2 separate regions of the Homo sapiens genome follow, and region 1 is linked to region 2. A link is a loop called in an ENCODE intact Hi-C map of the cell type or tissue named here. Cell type or tissue: heart right ventricle. All regions are shown on one strand. Each heading gives the region's core, and the rest is flanking DNA. Links, peaks and the distances in the headings are about the cores only. Region 1 overlaps ENOX1 (ecto-NOX disulfide-thiol exchanger 1). Region 2 overlaps ENOX1 (ecto-NOX disulfide-thiol exchanger 1).

Evidence for each region. A loop is a pair of places that touch in the nucleus more often than their neighbours do. Peaks named below come from ENCODE experiments on the same cell type or tissue, not always from the same donor. Only the 100,000 strongest peaks of a DNase experiment are listed, where the experiment ranks them.
Region 1: it touches region 2 in a loop (2.4-fold over the local background); 1 of 110 quality-filtered maps calls a loop at or near these places.

Annotation. Positions count from the first base shown.
Region 1 is chr13:43,660,597-43,668,937 of GRCh38, forward strand. It overlaps ENOX1 (ecto-NOX disulfide-thiol exchanger 1), which reads right to left. Exons shown (of 17, transcript NM_001347969.2): 2 at 6,883-6,948. Among named protein-coding and RNA genes, the nearest start is that of ENOX1, 120 kb to the right of the region's middle. In heart right ventricle, for the core only: a CTCF peak has its summit at 4,415; no DNase peak of the experiment used is centred there; H3K4me3 peaks cover 542 bases; H3K27ac peaks cover 1,036 bases.
Region 2 is chr13:43,542,138-43,550,478 of GRCh38, forward strand. The region is part of intron 2 of ENOX1 (ecto-NOX disulfide-thiol exchanger 1); the gene reads right to left. Among named protein-coding and RNA genes, the nearest start is that of ENOX1-AS2, 97 kb to the left of the region's middle. In heart right ventricle, for the core only: no CTCF peak of the experiment used is centred there; DNase peaks (open chromatin) are centred at 3,416 and 4,269; H3K27ac peaks cover 1,071 bases.

The DNA of each region.
Region 1 (8,341 bases), core at 58-8,057, 120 kb after region 2:
TAAAAATATGTCTCTATTTCAAAACAGTCTCTAAAACTTCTGAAAAAGATGAACAATTAAAGAGGTCCTTAAATTGATAATTAACCTAAAAGAGAGTATTCAGAGAGAAAAATCACCAGGCAAGGAAGAATGGTAAAAGGCAAACTCACTGGAGCAAAAAGGACCTTAAACTCCATTTTGAAAAATAAGTGTTACAGACATTTCTTCTGCAGAGTTTGCATAATGTGTATTAGGTATAAAGTGATCAATTGATTGGGGAATACAATTTATTTTATGCAGACTAGGGCTCCTGGCATAAGGGAAAAAAAAGCTCTTCTGCTTACAACACAGCTGTTTTAAGGTCTTTATTCTCCATTTCTCACAATAGTGGATCATTAAGATGTTGAAACAATTTTTTAAAATACCAGCTTAGTTCACTACCATCTTATAAAAAGAGATACAATAAAATGCATTTTTTCGTGATGTTCAGGTTTTAAAGTTATACTTTTACAGAGATAGAAAATACCATTATTACTTAAATAACTTCAGGTAAAACAACTTTGTTTATTGTGCCCCTGCAACTCTCAAGTCTCCAACACTATTTATGCCACTGAAATAATTGTCTTTATAGCACAGGTTTTGATAATGTGCAGTTTTAAGGACTATATTGCCTGGAGCAGAACTGACTTTAATTGGATGGATATAGATATGAGAGGATTTGATGCAGAATACTGTGCGCGTTGCAAAATGGGATGACAGAATGAAGAGACGAATCTGTCTTCCCCATAGGGTCTGGGTAGGAGGCCGGTGGAAGTTAAGTATAGACGGGTGTCTGGACAAGTCTGAACACAGATGCTTTCAAACCCAAGTAGTAGGGAATGAACTCTAAAGTACAATGAGCCCACAATTTTGTAGACAACAAAGAGACATTGATGTTTTCTGAATAAAGAGTAATGTTGTTAAAATGATATTTCAAAAAATGTAATCTGCCAATACTGTATAGGGCAGGAAGTCTGGTCACAGAAAACAGTTAAGACACTAAATAATACAGAGATCCAAAGTCATGTGAAGCTGGCCTGGATTCCTTGGCAGTAAAAATGTGAGAGAACTCACTTCAGAGCAAGAATCAATAAAAATGAGGGATCTACATTTACAGTACTATAGATACAGGCAGCCCAGTAAAAGAAACGGGACTGAATTAGGACTGATAAAAGGACTTACAGTGAAGTAGTTTTTAAACTAAATCTGTGATATCATTTGGTTTTCAATTCAAGAAACATTTACCGAGTATCTACTATATGCAAGGCATGCAGTCTTTTCTCATCATTTGTCTCATTATCTTAGAAGCCAAATGTAAAAAAATCCAGTTAATTAATTTCACAGACTGATTGATGTTCTTCTGCAAGAACAACAGATTGATTTTTTTTTATAGACAGCAATACTAATTCTTCCATCATGTCCTTCTCTTTCTGTGCACATAGTCCTATCGACTTTGGGGCCAACTCAATACAAAAGCAGAAGAAAGGCATTAAGAGAACAAGGTCCATTAGGCCCGATATTGCCTCAATTACTTTAATTCCATTATTCCTGTTCATATTACTTCTTTAATCAATAACTCTTTTCAGTTTTTCATGTTTACCCTTTTCAAAATCACAAGTAATAGGATTACGGTCTTTTGAGCTCAGTGGCAACAGAGTTTCATAAATATATTTCTGAATTTGTGATTGTCTCCAGATCTGCAACTGAGAAGTCTTAAATTGAATCAAGTTTTCCAGAGGCCATTTTATTTAATAATGCAGAGCATCTCCATGCAATATAGGTGCTTTTCCCTGTTATTCCATTTGTCACTCACTGTCAAAGACAATCACACATGCTGAATGGCTTTCTAAGTATCTTCTTCCCATGTCTAAACCTTTGGGCAGTTTAACTGATTTTCAAACTGCATCTCTTTTCTGTACATATTTCTGACTTTTGTTTAATGTAATCCTTCTACCTTCACTGACAATTATTCTTCCCTCTAAGAGTTTCATCTGGACATTATGTTAACTACTACCCCTTCCAGATGACAATTAATCAATCCCTCAGTTCTACCTCTGTAGCAGCCTTTCAAATTAAAGGAACTCTGTTTTCCTCTACCGTTTTAACAAACATCCATGCAATGTCTACTATTAATAAATGCAAGAAGCTGCACTTCCAGCATAAATAGGATACAAGATAGGTATATGGCCCTTCCCTTCAACATGTGGATAGTCTAAGAATGTTATAAAAATAACTTGTGATATATGAGAAGCATGCGAAAATTGCAATATGCAGCATCTATTCAAAGTTCTGGAATTCACAAGGGATAAAATCATTCATGAGTAGAGAAAAGTTTTCATAAAGGATATGAATTTCAGTGAGGTCTTAAAGGAGGGAAGGATTTTGAAAATGGAATCTAAGAGAGCAAAGTAACCAATTCTGTGTGAAAAGCAAAGCAGGCAAATCTAGTAGAGTAAATGATTCAATGGAGTAAATTAAAGAGAGCTTGACTTCCCTTTGGAAGCAGTGAGACCAGGACAAGGGTGAAGCAGTGAGACCAGGACAAAGGTCATAAAGGAAGAGTTTGGCAGGATATAAGCACTCTTTCACACAGCCATTCTCCCTGCAAGGAGCAGGATGAACTGAAGACATACAAAAGAAGCTTCAACAATGTGTCAAAGGACCTTCAAGATTTGATTTCTGCCTTCCTATAGAGTCTCATCCAGCCCTATATCCCTCTTCACACTTTATGCTCCAGCAGTACCTAAACAGCATGGAATACAGAAACATGCCCTGCCCCCTCATACCACTCTGCTAATCTCCCCTCTGTTTCATTTAGAATGTTCTCTCTCTACCACTCATCTCCTACCAATTTCCATTCAAATACAATCTTCTCTATAAAGTATTTCCTAATTGTCCCAAGCCAGTTTAGTTGCTCTGTTTCCTATATAAAAGGTATACTTAGTTTTATAGCTCCATCATAGTCATGCAAAAATCATTGCTTTCTCCCACATAAATTATAATATACTTGATACTATGCCCAGAACAATTTTTGGCACACGTCCAAAGGGTACTACATGAATGAATGAATGAACAAACGAATGAACAAACAAAACAGAGTGGTCATATGAACAAGCAAGAAAAAGGTAAGAAATGCTTGGAAAGGATAATCGTAGATTTAAAAAAAGGAAAGTAAAAATATGAAAGAATTACAGAAATTTGACAGAGTTTAGTGGTAACTAAATGTAGATGAAAGAGAATTCCAAGCTTCTGAGTTCCCTGCCAAAAGCCACTGCTCTTCTTCCTCATTTTTATATTACCAGCTCATAAGCACTTAACATAAACTCATGATTTAAATGAAGCAAAGATGGACCCATCAGAGGGAGAGGCAGAAGATCCTACAGAAAGCAGACATTAAGATTCCTATTTTAACTGATTTGTGTACAAAAATTTTCTGAAAAATGTTGATAGAATTTTGAAGTATAATTTGTTTAATTAATATACTTTCCATAATATAATAATTACATTCTAATGTCAGAGATCTAAGAAAAACTTACCATGTTAATTATTAACTAAAAAGACATAAGAATCATTTTTCTCATTTGCCTTTTTTTAAAATCAGAGTTTAACAAGTTAGCAAATTATTATCAAGTCCATGAGAATCTTATAGCTGAGTTTTCAGAAATGTGAAATTAGAGAATGCAAAATGGAGTAAAGACAAAGCAACAACAATAAAACTTGTTTTCCATGTTCAAGGCACCTGAGGTTTTATTTCTGGGTTATTTTCTCCTTAATAATAGAGAAGTGTTAGATACACATAAGTTAATTATTAAAATAAGACTTATTGGGATGTTATAATTGTTGTAGCACACACTGTAGAGTACTTCACTGGCTATTTTGGGACAGCTGAATTACTAGAATATAATTGCTCACCAGGCCCTACCTGCAGCCAGCAAGGGCTGGCCCACCATCACTCTGTTTGATCACTGTATAACCAAAACAAATTAACTGTTTCAATTTTAATGAAACCTATAGACATGCCCACAAGCCACACTAGGAGAGTTCATGTGAAAAGTTATGGGAGACCTCTAATCAAGGGTAGTAAGCTCTTGCATAAAATGGAAAAGAAAAGTAAGCAATGGAGACACAGGATGAAGTTATACATCTATATTTGGTATTTGGTGGAACTCTGCCTGCATGCATCACACATGCCATAAATATTTGCTGTTTGATTTACCAATTTTCTTAGGACTAATGTCAGAAAAATGCTAAAATGAATTTCTACTTTCATTTTCATTTTCTACTGCCTGTCATCATCTTATAAATCCACTGCTGTCTAAGCCAATGCTATCAGTTGGCCATAGGACAGCCTGCAGCCCCACCCCCAGGAACACAAAATCTCCTGCGGGGCTGGAAAAGCTTGTAAGTAAATGATTCCACCTTCCTGGAGGCCTGGGCCTGACCCACACAGTCAATCTCTAGACACTGGTCTGCCTGCTTACAGCAGCTCCACACAGCACTAATCCAGGGGCTTAAGTGAATTTGCAGGGCTCCTAAAGATGCCTACCTCACTCCTAGGAGGAGATCTGACCCTGGACTTTCACTCTTCTCAGCAGGAGGCTCCCTTTTGCTATTAAAAAGGTAATCCTTTCCTGGAAGTAACAGTAGACATGGCTAGAAAGCACTACCCCAAGAGGAAATAAAGGGTTTCCCAAATAAGCAACTCTAAAGAACAGATCATTTAAGTGCTACCTTGAGACCAGTATCCTAATAATTTATCAACACCCAAATCTGAACACTCAAAAGATAACTTGTAATAATGTTGAGTTAAGGATGCATAAAGAAGGAAGAAGACGCGATTAGGGCAGATCTATTTCAGGATAGCATTTAGAGATTAAAGCCAGAGAAGAGAATGTTAAATTTAATAAGTGCAAAGAGATGCAGCTGGAAAGAAAGAATAGCCTGGCTAAGTATGATTTAAACGGTATTGAATTAGCTGGAAAGATATCTTGATATACTGATAGAGGCGGCATGTAAATTGGCAGTTCAACCTGCGATGCCAACACAGACAGCAGTACCGGCTCACACAAAGGGCTATATTTTATAAAAACCCCATCTGCTACTAATTTTAAAGGAAAACTCTTATCTCATTTATGAGGTTGTTTAGCCTGGACTAAACTGAAGGCAAGAGCTCCCTGAGGACAAATGCCAGCGTAATACCTGCCCACCTCTGGTCACTGCACTTTGCTTTGTCAAATTAAATTTGGCCATGGCCTTTATAGTCCTTGCCATTCGCTAATTCAACAAATATTAAGCAGCAGGCACCATACTAGATGCTTTAGGGTTATCTAGAGGAATTCACTTCAGGCATGCCTTGAATATATTACAGGCTCGGTTCCACACAAACTTTTTGGTTTGCCAGTGCGTATAAAGTTATGTTTACACTATACTATACTCTATTAATTGTGCAATAGCATTATATCTAAAAATGAACACACCTTAATTTAGAAATCCTTTATTGCTAAAACAATGTTGATACAGGAACACAGTGTAAGCATGTGCTGTTGGAAAAATGATGCTGATAGACTTGCTGGATGCAGGGTTGCCACAAACCTTCAATTTGTAAAAAAACATAGTATCTGCAAAGCTCAATAAAACCAAGTGAAATAAATTGAGGTATGCCTGTACCCCTATAGTGCTATTGGCTGAATTGTGTACCCCAAAAAGATGCTGCAATCCAAATCTCTCATACATATGAATGTGACATTTTTAGAAATAGAGTCCTTGCAGATGATCGAGTTAAGATAAGGTCATTAGGGTGAACCCTAATCCAATATGACTGGTGTCCTTACAAAAAGGAAACCTGGACATAGACACAGACACACATGTAGGGAAGACAGTGTAAAGACACAGGGAGAATGCCATCTATAAGTCAAGGAATGCCTGAGGCTGCCAGAAGGTAGAAGAAAGGCCTGCGACAGATTCTCCCTCACGGCCTAGAAGGAAGCAACCCTGCTGACACCTGGACTTTGGACTTCTAGAATCCAGAACTGTGAAACAATAAATTTCTATTGTATAAACCAGCCAGTTTGTGGTGCTTTGTTAAGGCAGTCAGATGAGACTAATACAGACTGGGTCACAAAATAAGCAAGTCCAATAACAAAATTACCATGGTCATCAGAACTCCTAATGTGGGTCTATCTATGGAAGCTTTGGCTCAGTTAATGGGTCCAGGTTTGGTCACTGGATGATATAGATCACTGTCATCCACGTCAGTTCTATAAAGGGCATCAAAGAAAAAGATAGCTCATATCCTAAGGAGAGACTAACCCAATGGGGACTGTTTAATCCTCTAAGAAGGTGATTAGAAAGAAACAGAAGCAATAAAGGTTAATGGAAAATTAATCTCAAGTGACCTGTTTGGGCAAATCAAAGTTGTGAGACATGTACTTATTTCTAAAGAAAATGCAAAGGAAATTTAGAAGGATAACTTTAGATAAGGGGACAGAGATAAGACTTTAATTAGAAGTCTTCAATATTCATGTATTTACATAAGTGTTGAAAAGATAAAGGCTTCATGATAAGGTGATAAAGATGAACAATGGTAGTACCTTTATGAAAACTCTATAGAAGTTGGAAAGAGATTTCAAGTGACCAGTCCTATTTCCTTGCTGGCTGTTTACAGAGGCCCTGTCACAGGTACTTTGTAAATGCTCCCCAAATGCATGTTAGTTCAGAGATCTTCTGCCACAGGCCCTCTGAACCCCAGATATAACTAAGACACACATTAGAGAATGATGCCAGAGGTATAATTAAACTACATCCCTTCCCATATGGTGACAACCAACCTGCTTGTTATTTGTGGTGCACATACCATCCCTTTACCTGAGCATGGTGAGCTCTCTCTCCTCCACATATTATAAATACGACATCATGCTGGCAGCAAAGGACCTGTAAAATAAAGGCCATCTTGTTAGAAAAAACTTCAAACATCAATTTCAGAGAGCTGACTGAACATATATATGTAAGCAGATGCAAGGTTTCGCCTGCAAAGTTCGAGCTGAACATAGCCCTTTCCATTTCTGGCCACTGCAATTGAATGCCCTTGGAGAAGGTCTCCGCATGGTGCTAACTTGGTAACAATCAATAAATGTGAAGGTCTCATCATAAACAAAGCCTCCGAACTGTCAATCTTTCAAAGAGTATTTCTGCTTTAAAAGTAGTCTTTGTTGCTAAAGTAGCTACACTAAAGCCAGTGCTAGGGCCAGGGCCTCCCAAATCTAAGAAAGCCTAAATAAATAAAGCTGTGTGTTAATTAATGGCAGTACAATCTAAAAATGTCATTCAGAAGCAGTTTTAGGGGTTGACTGGTATCAGACGTACTGTTTTTAAGTATGAGAAATTCTTGCAAGTTTCCAAATTGAAATAAGAGTTACACACTTATAAGCTTTCTCTCAGGAAATTTGTTGTTCTGCAAACTATAAAGTGCACCTAGATATTTTCATAGGATAAATCCCAACTTTATTTTCTAGAAAGTATTTTAAAGCCTTGTTACTCAGAGTGTGGTCCACAGGCAGCAAAATCAGCCTCACCAGTGAGCTTGAAGTGCTGAATCTGAGAACCCACCTGAGACCTACTGCAACAGAATCTGCATTTTAACAAGATCCTCAGATAATCCCTTTGCACATTAAAGTCTGAGAAGCATGGTTTTAAAGTGCCTTATACATCAGGCCTGTGAGTGCTAGAATCATAAGAAATAGGTTGCCCCGAACTTCAAGACCATCCTCTGGTATCTAAAACTTAATGGAATCACAATTCCTCTATTATAATTGCACGAATCTGGAAACAAATATTCTACTAAACTCTCCAGAAACACCTTACATCTGGCTAAATCTCTTTTCTTTCCAGAACATGTAGACTAATTGTAAACAGATAACTAAAAGCATAGCCAAATTTGGAAGTATTTTACACTCTAAAGACCAGCATCTGTAGACATTGAAGATAGACATTATTTGTTCCATAACTAGGTGCTCAGTAATAACTAATACTGTGTAAAGAGCCCCAAAGTGGAAGGATAAAAATTACCACATGGCATGATAGATCTAATAGGGAAAGGTCAGCACAAGAAGCCAGGGGCAGGGGAAGGTACTGGTACACACTTAGAAAGTACCTGACCCAGGTGGGAAACACTGGGAAGGCTTCCTGAGCTGAGTATTGAAAAAGGATGAGGAAAGATCTTTTAAGAAGCAGTCCGCCTACAGGTATAGTGAATGAGGGCAGGTCACTAGACCAGCAAGGAGCCAACTACCTTATTTCAAAAAAATATCCAAATGTGATTTTATCA
Region 2 (8,341 bases), core at 154-8,153:
TCTTTTTTTTCTTTTTTTCCGAGATGAAATCTTGCTCTGTCGTTCTGGCTGGAGTGCAGTGGCGTGATCTCGGCTCACTGCAACCTCTGTCTCTCAGGTTCAAGCTATTCTCAGGCCTCAGCCTCCCAAGAAGCTGGGGCTACAGGCACGTGCCACCACAGCCCCGGCTAATTTTTTGTAGAGACAGGGTTTCACCGTGTTAGCCAGGATGTTCTCCATCTCCTGACCTTGTGATCCACCCACCTCAGACTCCCAAAGTGCTGGGATTATAGGCTTAAGCCACTGTGCCCGGCCTTTTTTTTTTTTTTTTTTTCTAATGAGACAGTCTCACTCTGTCGCCCAGGCTGGAGTGCAGTGCCACGATCTTGGCTCACTGCAACCTCTGCCTCCCAGGCTCAAGCAATTCTCAGGCCTCAGCCTCCGGAGTAGCTGGGATTACAGGCACCTGCCACCACACCTGCCTAATTTTTTGTATTTTAGTAGAGATGGGGTTTCACCGTGTTGCCCAGGGTAGTCTCAAACTATTGAGCTCAGGCAATCTGCCTGCCTCAGCCTCCCAAAGTGATGGGATTACAGGCGTGAGCCACGGTGCCAGCCATAAGTGTCATCATTCATTCAGACTGCTGTAATACAATACTGTACACTGGGTGGCTTATAAACAACAGAAATCAATTTCTCACAGTTCCAGAGGCTGGGAAGTCCAAGATTCAATTCCTAGTGAGGGCTCGCTTCCTGGTTCATAGACGGCTGTCTCCTTGCTGAGTTCTCACATGGTGGAAGGGAGCTCTCTAGGGCCTCTTTTATAAAGGTACTTGTCTCCTTGATGAGGGCTCCGGCTACGTGACCCAATCACCTCCCAAAGGCCCTACCACCTAATACCATCATCTTAGGGGTGAAGATATCAACTTATGAATTTGCAGGGGACAAACTTTCAGTCTGTAAGAACGAGTATGCATGAGGGCTGAGAGGAGGGGAGTATGTATGTTACACATGGGGACATGGAATGGGGAAGGGTGTGAAGGAAGGTGAAGGTTGTTCTTTCTTCTACTGTTTGTTATAGTGATGCTTCTCCTGGGGTTGAGTGGTAAAAAGAGGAAGGAATAAAGAGAGGAGGGGAAAAATTGGGGGATCAGATAGAGCCCTGTTTTCCAAACATCATGTTTTGAGCTATTAGTGAATGGATCAGAAACATAAATTGTTTTGGTAAGCTAGAACAGAAGCTATCGGAATATACTGTATGTAATAGAGGTAACATTTCATGAAATATTTTGTTTCACATATAGATGAGTGTTATTGTGTGGGTATATGTAAATTTTTGTGTGTTGATTTATCATATAAAATGCTTTTCATATTACGGTTTGTAGTAAAAAATGAGTCACTGAACTAGAGTATTTAAGGTTCCCTGCCCCTGCTTCCCACAGTACAGGACTGTTATGTTAAAGACCTGATGTTCATTTTTTACTTGTGTTTTATGCCTTTAGAACAAAATAGTAAGTTTTTTCTTTATTTCTGTTACCCATAATGATGCAAAGAAAAAAAAACCCTTGCTTCTGACTTTTCAGAAATCCTGTCTTATTGTTCTCATTTCATGCCATGCATTGATTTCCTGTTAAATAGTTTTCAAATCTCAAGCCATACTAGATCACTGAGCTTTTAAAGATTATGAAAATCATCTTTCTCTTTTATCTCTTTTGTAGATGGTTTTTAAAACTGGCATGTGATGTGGCTTTATTTAAAAATACATTCCCATCTACATTATTGTCTTTTTTCTTTTTCTTTTTTTTTTTTTTTTTTTTGGATATGTAGTCTCACTCTGTCTCCCAGGCTGGAGTGCAGCAGCACGATCTTGGCTCATGGCAACCTCCGCCTCCAGGGTTCAAGCAATTCTCCTGCCTCAGCCTCCTAAGTAGCTGGGATTACAGGCATGAGTCACCACACCTGGCTAATGTTGGCCAGGCTAGTCTCAAACTGACCTCAAGTGATCTGCCTGCATTGGCCTCCCAAAGTGTTGGGATTACAGGCATGAGCCATCGCGCCCAGCCTAAGCTACTGTCTACCAGAAAAAAAAGTACACAGTGAATCAGAATCACTTTCTTGCTGTATAAACTTGGAAAGTTATTCATTCTCTCTGAGTGCCAGTTTCTTGGGCTGTAAATTAAAGCTAATATTATCTCCTTATCTAGATTGTTGTAAGGAGTGGAGATGATTCATGTTAAGTGCCTGACCAAAGTTAGGCACTCACTAAATGATATTTTGAATTATAATAAAATGAGAACCCAAGCACACAACTATTTCTTAGTAACCTCATATATAAGCAGGCCTCTTGTTGTCTACTGCCTTGAAGAGCCCATTTAATCTCCTCTCACCCCACCAAGGGCCAAAACATGGCCCGACACACAGTTGATGCTTGATAAAAGTTGACAGAATTGAATTAAGGGGCGGTGCTGTTGTGTTTTCCTGATAGAGTACACTTATTGCCAAAATAATTATAGAAATCAAGTTTTATGCCCAAATTAGCTCATTAATTTTAGGCTGGGAGCATAATCACAAGAGAACCGCCTATCTCCCAAATGATCCAACTACAAAGAGAACAAAAGTCAAGCTTCATCCAGTAAGCGTCACCTTACCTGGCAGAGGTTTAGCGCATCTCTCTGCTCTGGGAAGAAGCCAATAATTGAAAGCATCTGCTGGTCAAGACAAGCAGAACATTTAGGCTGAAGAGGGAGTGATATTTTTGCTTATCTTTAAAAGGAAAGAACGAGTTGATAAGAGAGAACAGTGGTTTTGCTCTGAAACCAGCCTGACAAACTATATTGAACACAGAGGTCCGTACTTATTTTCTTTCAAAAACTTCCTTTCTTCTGCTCCCATTTATACATAAACAACACATATCCCTAAACTCCATCCATTGTTTTATCCTCGAAATTCTTAGCCCCAATTGGCCTCACTGGCAGCACATGCTCTCCTGACCACACAGCTGCGTCCAAGGGAGGTAGGGGCACAACCTTCAATGGTATCTCTGCTATCTCAAAGGAATTTCAGATATCATTAAAACAATGTGTCTGCGCCTCTAAATAAAACAGGCCAGTCATGTTTCAGTAAACTGACAGTCTTCTCTAAAGGACCCCGAGGTGTACGAAGTTACTGAGTTTTCCCATCCTACCATCTTCAAAGTGATAAAGAAAATGCAATTGTTATGCAACTAGCCTTTCCAGCTGACCCTAGGGTGGCATTTGCTGTCTACTCTTAAACTACCTCACAAAAATCATCTTTTTGTAAAGATTCTTTGTTTCCTCTCTCATACATGCATAAGAGACCCCGGGGTGGAGGCAGTGTTAGGATGGGGAGGGATGGACCGGGCTCCTGGGAATGGCCTCCATCAGAGGCCTGGTCTGTGGGCCCCAGTCACCGTGAGGGGTCGGTGGGGAGTGTGGAGCTTCCCAGGATCCTGCCTCTCTCCCTGTTTTCTGCCAAGCAGCAGGAACACACAATTCATTAAAGCAAAGCCAAAGGTCATGGACTGAGAAATAGCAAGAAACTTCCAGGGACTTGTTGATTTTGGAAACTTAATGTCCACATTGTGTAACAGTGTGCATGTTCCCCAGGGGGAAGTAGATTGCTATTTATGTCAGAAAGATGTTTCAGAAGAAGATGTCTCCTCCAAGCAAATAGTATATGTCTAGTTGTTGGCATCTACTATCCTCTCTCCTCTTTTATTCAATAAAGTGATCCACCTTATCTGAGCTACACAGACCTCTGATAGGTGCAGGGGAGGATGTTGGAGGGGGTGCCATTTCGATAGGTTGGCATTTTCTCTGTAATGGCAGGAGGCAATAGAACTATTTGTTTATGTTTCAAACATAAAATAATGAATCAGCACTCGAACAAGTCTTGAAAGATAAAACGTTCAGTGTTAATTGAATCTCTATATTGTGCCAGATAATATTTAAGTGCTAGGAATACGGTGCTGAATAAGGTCCCTGCCCTCATAGACAGGTGTTCTAGTAGGAAGAGACAAAACAGACAAGCTAAAACAAATTTTCAAAGAGTGATAAGTGCTATGAAGATGGTTAAACATGGATAGAGACTGAATGGCTGTGGAGGGGGCAGATTTCAGCAGATTTAGGGAAGGCCTCTCAGATGAGTTGGCATTAAACCAAAAAGTAAAGGAAGAGAAAGAGCTGCCAAGCCCTATCAAGAGCATCCCAGGCAGCAGGAGCAAATGCCATGCAGTGATGTGGAGGACAGTTTGGCTGTGTGCCTGGAGCCTGGTCAACTACAGGCACGTGCATGAGAAGAGGTCACAGGGCAGAGCAGTAGGGCCAGACCCCACAGGAGCCTGGGGATGGTGGGAGGAGTTCCTATGTCACTCTAACTGTAAAGGGAAACACTGAGACTGCAATCAAATAAATCTCCTTTGCCGCCTCACTGTCGGAGCCCTGCTTACCACATCTGAAGGATCCATATCTTCCAGAGCTCTGCAGATTTTGACAGCAGAGATATGCTCCTCACACCCCCAGCTTCTGCTTTTTCATTATTTGTGACTATCAAAACAGAATTTTGATGACAAATTATTTATAAATAAACCAATCATTAAAATATGTAAGATCTCTCACCTATCACCATACATCTCACTTAACCATTCTCATGCATCCCAATGACTTGAACAAAAAGAAACAGAACCAGAAAATAGTCAAAACAGTACAATTTAATCTAAATTATCCTTCTCACAACATCACTGAGATTGACTTGCCAAGTCCTGTTCATTGTCAGATTGGATTCTCTGGAAGTGAGTGCCTTCTGCAAAGTATCTCAGACATGGATAACGCAGGCAGGACTAAACTGCTTTTCTTCCCATTTGAGTTGCCAATACCTCCCTCTGGGCCAATCGAGGATTATTGTTTCAACAATACATGCAAGCTAATTGTTTGTTAAGCCGGCCCAGCCAACCATAAAATCACAGGAGAGTCAGGCCTGGCCCATCCTCTTGCCTCTGAACTGGATCACAGTTAATATCTCTGAGAGTTCCACCCCAGGTTCACAGACCAACTGGGGAAGATGGCTCTTGAGCAAACTCTGAATTTTGTTTCCATGAAGAAAGGTTTCTCCAACATAATCAACTACAATCACAATTTTTGAAACATTCACATTCTTAAGTCTGTATCTGCTTTGGTTTCCTTAAATAAAAACAAGCCAGAGATAAAAGTATGGAAATAAAATAGTTTCAAACAGAGAGCCCTGTGGAAGAATGCACTAACTTAATATGTACTTCCAGATAAATGACAAGATACATGTATAAGAGAAGCAAACTTCTACAAACATTCATTAACAATGTGTGAAGATAAAAGTTATCTTTGATAGAAAAAGGTAACTGATAAAGACATCAAAGAGAAAGATCTGAAAGTGAACTTTCTACATACTCACCAGATAAAACATATAAAGGGGCAATTTTGGTTTGTTTTATTGTTGTAGGTCTAAAGGAATACTTTCATTTTCAGTAGTTTGTCAGCAAACAGCACAGGAAACTTTACTATTTGAAATGAGTAGTCTGAGTTAACAATAGTGACCAGATATTATAAAACCGTGTTCTGCCTAAATATATCCACAAATCTTCAGATGGCCTACAAACCCAATATTGAGGCTAAAAAAGACATGACCTCTTGAGAGGCTCTTCTAGAAAGTGGGACTCTCTGGTACTAGGGATATAGCACTGTGAACCCCAAAAGGGAGACAGCTCTGACCCCCAGTGCAATCAGGAAAGACAGATGCAAGCCCTAACTTAGTTTACAGGTTTGATGTCCCCACTGCTGTGGGCATTCCTGTCCAGAAACCCAAGTCCTCCCCAAGAGAGTGGCTAGAGAGTATATGCAAACACAATAAACCTTTCACAGAAAAACAATGACTTTCTATGACTAGAATTTGGCCAAAGGCTCTTCTTTTGAGTGTTAGTGATATAAAATTCTGCTCTAAAATAATAGTTTTAGAACTAAGCTTAAATTCCTGATTATTTGAACACATTAGAAAAAGAAAAGGAGTTTCTATTTCAGAAGGCATAGTTATTTGGAAACTGCCACAGTTTCTTTTTAAGTCAAAAATAACAAAATTTCATAAAAGCAAAACAACTAACATCCCTCTCCCTGACCCTCCAAAGAAACCTTTCTTAGAAGTATTCTAGTTCCACACAATAGAAACCAAATTCAATGTGGCTGAAGTAAAAACAGGGATGTACTGGCACACTTAATGGAAAGTTCAAGGGATAAAGCATTCAGGTATGGGTAGAACTAGGTGCTTAGACTATGAGGACCTTTCTCCATCTCTTAATTCTGCTGCCCTCTGCATTGGCTTCATTTTTAAGTAGGTTATCTTTAACTGGAGGCAAAATGACTATCAGGACTTCCAGATTTACGTTACATCATGCAGCAACCTCAGTTTTATAAAACACAACGAAACTTCTTCTGGGAGTTCAACAAATGTCTCAGGATTGGGTCTCCTTAATCTGGCTGGGTCCACATGCCATCCCTGTGGTCTGCTATTCCTGTGGTCTGAATGGCCAGCCCTGGTGGCCTATTCCTACAGATGTACCACTTGGATTCCATAAGCTAAGACGGGACGACCCAAGGTGCGGCTGGCAGGAAAGGAATACAGGCTGACAGATATCACTAATGGAATGTCCATGTCTCTCCCTCCACTTACCTGTTTCCTCCTCTTTCAATCAAAAGCCTATCAAAACTGGGTTCAGATATTACCTTCTGCAAAAGCGCTTCCCAAATTCCATGGAATTGTTTACTTGAAAATGGTTAATTTAAAAAAAACAACCAAAAAAAACCCTCTTCCTAGAGTCTCTCCTTTTGGTGTAAAGCCCTTTCTGATCCTCCCACAAACTCTGTTTCCCTCTAACACTGAATTTATTATACTTTTTGAAACTTTCTGTCCATATGTTTGTCTTAAGCATAATTTCCCAAAAGACATTTTATCCTTGCCATGTAGGAAAGTCTTTGGCACAAAATAGTAAAAATTTATGGAATTAGACTGTTGTTGTTGACAGAGACAGTTCTTCTCTCTCAGAGTGTATCAATCAGTCCACTGTAATATCAGTCACATTGAATTTATTCTGAAATATCAATGAAACAGTCTCTAGCAAAACTCCCACCTTTAATGTCTCTATCTTGTAAACAGAAATCTGAAAACTCAGCAACTGAGAAATGCATTTTTACCTAGTCAATAGAATTCAAACTCAGACAAGAATAGCAAAATAACAACTGCTAAAAGTACTTTAAAATAACTCATTAGGAAGCACAAGTCCCTCTATTCAACAAAAAAACGAGTAAAATAACTAATTCATCTCTAACTTCATTTATATTTTCAGTTCATCTTCTGACTTCACAAGAATGGAAGTTTTGTATTCTACTATGATCAATACCTCATGTAAAAATAGTTACGGCACAAAAATGCATGACTTTTCAGATGATGTTATTTTTAACATTGCTGAAATTTACCATTACTTAAAATATACTAACTGCATCAGTAGATTCTAGAGGATACTCCTCTGTATCTTGCAAATGTATATATGCTCTGAGCCTAATGCTCTTATGGCTCCTCCTCAGTGTCCAATGAAAATGAGGTAGATCCTAAAAGAACCCAGTTCCAACATGTCTGGTTTCAGAATTATCCACTTCAAGTTGAACTCCTGTGATCAAGGCCTTAAAAGCTGTACTGAATTCCACATTCAGGTCCCACTGGTTCAGGAGACACTAGTATCAAGGCTCTAAGACAGCGGCTGCCAATCTTTTTGGCACCAGGGACCAGTTTTGTGGATGACAATTTTTCCACAGATGGCAGCAGGGGGATGGTTTTGGGATGAAACTGTTCTACCTCAGATCATAAGGCATCAGAATCTCATAAGGAGTGTGCAACCTAGATCCCTCACAAGCACACTTCACAATAGGGCTCTCGCTTCTATGAGAATCTAATGCCTTCGGTGATCTGATAGGAGGTGGAGCTCAGGTGATAATGCTCACTCGCCTGCCTCTCACCTCCTGCTGTGCAGCCTTGTTCCTAACAGGCCACAAACTGGTATTGGTTTATGACCTGGGTGTTGGGGACCCCTGCTCTAGGGTGCAGGAAAAGGTGAACTAATATTAATAAAGGGAAGGTAAACTAATATGAGCTGTGTGAGGCATGGTGCTGGGTATCCTACACACAGTTGGAGCCCCACAATATGCTATTGCTCATTCAACACGGTGTCTTCCTCCAGTGTCCATCAGCAGTTGGGTGTCATACTGGAGGGACAATGGGCTGTGAGGACTTCCCAAGAGATGGTATAAGTAGGGAGAGAACCACA